Linked DNA regions of Homo sapiens: region 1 is linked to region 2. A link is a contact called in ENCODE Hi-C data. All regions are on one chromosome and are shown on one strand. Each heading gives the region's core, a stretch centred on a gene start or an enhancer-like site at or near the end of the contact. The rest is flanking DNA. Distances are from core to core; before and after follow the strand shown.

The links. A loop is a pair of places that touch in the nucleus more often than their neighbours do. Pooled maps may share reads with other maps.
Region 1: a loop to region 2 is called in a map with no recorded cell type, with 14 times the contacts of the local background. The contact joins two enhancer-like sites. A Hi-C loop is called at or near these places in 2 of 37 single-sample maps with no recorded cell type and 3 of 50 pooled maps.

The regions. Positions count from the first base shown.
Region 1 is chr11:122,747,856-122,750,555 of GRCh38, reverse strand. The region is part of intron 1 of UBASH3B (ubiquitin associated and SH3 domain containing B); the gene reads right to left. Among named protein-coding and RNA genes, the nearest start is that of CRTAM, 89 kb to the left of the region's middle. RefSeq lists an enhancer at 1,290-1,339. Within about 2 kb of position 1,420, at least 11 of the 41 ENCODE cell types and tissues checked have a DNase peak (open chromatin) inside an H3K27ac peak, as active enhancers do.
Region 2 is chr11:123,477,173-123,479,872 of GRCh38, reverse strand. All of the region lies in intron 1 of GRAMD1B (GRAM domain containing 1B), which reads right to left. Among named protein-coding and RNA genes, the nearest start is that of GRAMD1B, 48 kb to the right of the region's middle. RefSeq lists an enhancer at 1,158-1,452. Within about 2 kb of position 1,337, at least 5 of the 41 ENCODE cell types and tissues checked have a DNase peak (open chromatin) inside an H3K27ac peak, as active enhancers do.

The DNA of each region.
Region 1 (2,700 bases), core at 171-2,670, 730 kb after region 2:
CCTTTCTCTTCAGGATGGATGGAATTTGGTTCCTTACCTCATGGAGAGTAAAATAATCAGTCACTTGCCCTTAACACACATAATACTAGTGTGCCAGTAAGCTAAGGTGAAGTTGTTGTAGCTTTGGGGGTTTGGGTCAAAATCACAACAACATTCTGTGGGGGTAACTGAGGGTACATTGTAACTTTGAGTGTGTCCCTCCCGGTTCCACCCAGCCGATGTGTTCTTTAAACTTGTCCCTCCCAACCAGCCTGAGCAATATGCCGGAAGTAAAGAAGAAAGGTGGGGGGGCCCTGCAACTGAGCCCTATCTCAACAGTGGGAGGAGGCCAGTGGTGATGAGCCGTTCCCCTAGCCCAGGCAGCATCGGCCTGAGGAACAGGTGTTGCACTCAGAAACACTGAATATGGGGTCACAGGATCTGACTTTGAGCCTTGGCTCTGCTATTTATCAGCAGGATTTGAAGAAAATCTCTCTGGGCATTGGCATCTCATCTATAAAAGTGGTTTAAGAATGATTACCTTGGCCAGGAGCAGTGGCTCACACCTGTAATCCCAGCACTTTGGGAAGCCAAAGCCGGCATATCACTTGAGGCCAGGAGTTTGAGACCAGCCTGGCCAAGATGGCAAAAACCCATCTCTACTAAAAATATAAAAATTAGCCTGGTGTGGTGACGCATGCCTGTAATCCCAGCTATTTGGGAAGCTGAGGCACGAGAATAGCTTGCGCCCAGAAGGCGGAGGTTGCAGTGAGCCGAGAAAGCGCCACTGCATTGCAGCCTGGGGGACAGAGCGAGACTCTGTCTTAAAATAAAATAAATAAAATAAAATAAAATAGAATGATTACCTCTCAAATAGCGATTACTCTGTTAGAGTTAGAAGACAGTGTGGTGCAGTGGTCAGACCCATGGACTGATGCACAGTCCTGGATTTGAATTATGTTCCCTTGTTCACTAGCTGTGAGGCCCTTGGTCAATTCACTAAATAGAGCTAACCCTCAGCTTCTGACAATAGAGAATGGAACAATACAGAGAGGGTTGTTTGGAGGTTTTTACAGACTCAATGCGTGGTGCACAGTTGGCACCCAATAAGCCTTCTTTGTTAATATTACAGATGTAAGATGCAAAGCACAATGCAAATGCAAACAATTGTGATTATTTTCTAGGTTTAAGGCAAGTGTTGCCAATACATGAAGTGCTTTGCATATAGTAAATGCATAATAAGTCTGTGCTAATTATAGCATCCATAGAAGCAGTTTCGCTCTGGAATGCAGCTCAGAGATTAGTATCATTTGCAATAACTACATTCCAGGCTGCCAGCCCCACAAATTAGACACCAACTAAAGACATGCAGTACATGATTCAGCTGTATCTCAGGGGAGGGCTTCTGATGACAGCCAAAGCCACAAGGGATCCGATCTGAGTACTTTCGATGTGTCAGCAGAAGGCTCTTCCTCTCACAGTGATGATGCACATACTGCTATGTGTAGTATGGGGCACACAGTGTGCTGGGACCTCTCCAGGTCCAGGAGAACATAAAGCTGTCGTGGACTGTCTTGGCCATGAAAACATTCTCCATGTAGGCGTAGCCAAAGTTGAGGGTTCTGGCAGAGGTGATGTGTTCTTTAAAAAATAAAAATTAATTTAAAAAAAAGAAAGAAAAAACAAGGGCTCTCTTTCCTTCCGTGTACTCACTCTTTTGCTGACATCCAAGGGACTTGTTAAGTGGCAAATCAGTATTAAGCACAAGCGTGTGCAAGAGACCCAGGGACTGTGACACAGTTTGGGGTTGGTAGGCGCTTAGAGTTGGGTGGGCAGCAGGCCTTGCATTTAGCCTCACGTCACTGCGACCCTTGGATGGACACTCACAGAGCTCTTGTGTCTTGTTCTGGGTTCACAATCTTCTGTGGACGGGAGGAAATGGAGGTATTCAAAGAATCAAGGAGAAGATGAAAATGTCAAGAAATGCTTTGTAGTAATAAATTGCATAAACGTAAATTATTTAGCCCAACCTAAAGGAAGCTAAACTGAGATTAAATGACATTAACAACAGGCTGTTTTCCATTTCCACTGAGGGAAAAGCAAGTAAGGAAGAGAATTCTCCGAGTGCACAGGGAGCTGGGATGGCGCGTGCCCGTCTATAGGGGCAGCTGGGATGAAACCAGACTGGAGGTATGTTGATCGTTACTGAATCTGGATGAAGATACATGGGGGTTCATTACACTATCCTCTCTGCTTTTGTGAATGTTGATAATTTCCAAAAAGTTAAAACAATGAAAGAAAGATGGCAGCTGCTACTCAACTCCCACCTACAGCTGAAAGGCAGAATGACGGTCTGAAGTTGTCCACACCGATTTGTTTGGAATGATGGATTTTGTCAGTTTTAAACCACTATGTGAAGTCGCTCCACCTTTTCTTATTTGCCACAATGTGTTTCTTCCAACACAAGGGAGGTATTCTTGCTCTCCTTTTGCAGGATCCTCCTTTTGCAGGATTGGGGGACTGAGTGTGCAGACTTTTGTCCCAGTTAATGATTTCATAGCTGCTGCTACTTACAAGCTTATCATGTGTAACGTGGTGTATGTACTATGCTCTTTACCTGCATTGTATCATTTAACCCTCACAACAGTCAGCTCATTATTATCCCTGTTACACAAATGAGGGAACAGAGGCTTTGAAAGGTTAAATAGCTCACTCAAGGGA
Region 2 (2,700 bases), core at 88-2,587:
AAAGAATATTTCATGACAGGTGAAAATGATGTGAAATTTAAATTTAGTGTCCACAAATGAAGTTTTACTGGAACACAGCTAAGCCTACATTTACATATTATCTTTGGCTATTTTCCTGCTACCATGTCAGAGCTGAGTGGTTAAGGCAGAGTTGAGTAACTAAGACAGAGTTGTGGGCACCATAGGCCCACAAAGCCCACAATGCTCACCATCTGGCCCTTTACAGAGAAAGTTGGCCAACCCCTGTTTTACATAGGTTCTATTAATAATAAATCCTTATTACCAGGAAGTTGGCCAACCCCTGCTTCACATAGGTTCTATTAATAATAAATCCCTATTACCATAAATGTCACTATAACCAAGGCTACCACATAACCAACATTTTCTCCTTGTTCTGGTGGATCGCCTGCTGCACTAAGATGCATTGGTCTCTATAGAGTATATTCCTTAGCCTAGATGCCCAGTAGAATGCACACTGGACAATCTTGCCGAGCAAGTGCTTGCTCCAGTGTCTGTACACTCTCAGCCAAAGCACATGAGTTCTGTGGTCACAGTTACCACATGCTCTTATGTTCCGTTCTTCCAGCAAGAAGTAAATGACCTGAAAGGCAATTAACATCCAATTTTCAAACACAGACACAAGAAACCATACACGTTACCACACACACCAGAAACCGGAACAGCGCCATACACAAAGCCTCCGGCTGCTCGGCAGAACTCACTGTGTACGGAATCCCTTTCTCCTTCCCTTCCATGCAGCACGTTTTTACAGCTCGTTCACTATGCAGTGGCTGCTCATCATTTTCACTTTGCCAGCTCGGATGGATTTGCCTATTACCAACTCCACATAACCAAATTTCACTATAATGTCGTTAACTCATGAGATGTCTTACTTGGAACTGGCCTGTTATATGAATCAAGCATCCCCTTATATACAACCTGGGACAAGTGTTACTCCACAGTAGGCAGCACACAGATGACTGTAACTCAAATTCCAAAGCCCACACAGCTCCAGAAGCAGGGTCTACACTGTGGGAGAACACACCATTTACAACAGTCAACAGGGCTCAACCAAGCCAACCACAATCAGCATTGCAGCCTCTTCAAAGCAGGGGTCAAACTTGACCCCGCTGAGCCAGGATGGGCTGGTTCTTCCTAGTCCCCCTATCCTCCCCCGGCAATCAAAATTTTAAACTAATAAAGGGGGCTCCCAGAACTCAAGGCCATCTACCAGGATTTCAGAAAAATAATTCTAAGCTGATATTTGCAAGTTTACCCACTAGATGGCACTGTAGACTTCCAAACCAGAACTACAAGGAAAACCAATAAGGAGCCTCAGGAACCGGAACCAGGAACTGCCTCCTTTCTGGCGCCCCTCTCTGGCCTGCCTTCCCATGGCTTAGAAAACAGTTCAGATGGCAGAGAAGGCAGCAATGGGTCATGTTCAAACTGTGTATTGGTTTCAAATAAATATCAAACTACATGCATCCAACAAGTATTCACATCACGCTATGTGTACACGAAGCATCATCAAGACAATGGTTAAGAGTCTACAGTATGGAACCAGGCGGGTTGGCTCATGCCTGTAATCCCAGCACTTTGGGAGGCTGAGACCGGAGGATCGCTCAAACCCAGGAGTTCCTGATCAGCCTGGGCAACCTGGTGAGACCCCATCTCTATAAAAAAAAAATTAGCCAGGCATGATGGTGTACACCTGGAGTCCCAGCTACTCGGAAGACTGTGGTGGGAGGAAGGAAGGACAAAGAAAGAAAAAGAGAAGAGGCTGGGTGTGGTGGTTCACGCCTGTAATCCCAGAACTTTGGGAGGCGAGGCGGGTGGATCACCTGAGATCAGGAGTTTGAGATGAGACTGGCCAACATGGTGAAACCTCATCTCTACTAAAAAAAATAAAAAATAACAAATAAAAAAAATTAGCCAGTCTTGGTGGCAAGCGCCTGTAATCCCAGCTACTTGGGAGACTGAGGTCAGGAGAATCACTTGAACCAGGGAGGCGGAGGTTGCAGTGAGCGAGATCGCGCCACTACACTCCAGCCTGGGCGACAGAGTGAGACTCCATCTGAAAAACAAAAAAAGAGAAGAAAAGGGAAGGAAAAGGGAAAGGGAAAAGGAAAGGGAAGGGAAGAGAAAGGGAAAGGAAAGGAAGGGAGAAGGAAGGGAAAGGAAGGGAGAAGGAGAAGGAAGGGAGAGAGAAGGGAAAGGGGAAGGGAGGGAAGGGAGGGGAGGGGAGAGAGAGGGAAAGGAAGGGAGACGGGAGGGAGGGGAAAGGGAGGCCACTAACAGATAAAACTGTCTTTTGGAAACCCTGAAAAAGAAACTCTAAACTAGGATTTGGAATGACTTTGCCTTGGCACCGATGACTGAAAGATGCCTTAACACTGCAAAGAAGGGAATTGTATAAGCAACTGTTTGCCATTCGCTCAAGACAGCTAGTCCAGTGACAATTCCATTTACCACTTACCGTTTCCATTTTCATTTCCATTTTCCATTTACCACTCTCAAGTACCCAGCACTGTGCTAGGGGAGGGGAGGGGAGGAGAGGGGAGGGAAGGGAGAATGAAAGGGAGGGGAGGGAGAGGGGAGGGGGAAGGGAAGGAAGGGGGAGAAGGGGAGAGGATGGGAGGGGGAGAGGAGGGGGAGGGGGGAGGGGAGGCAAGGGAGAGGGAAAGAAAGAGAAAAAGA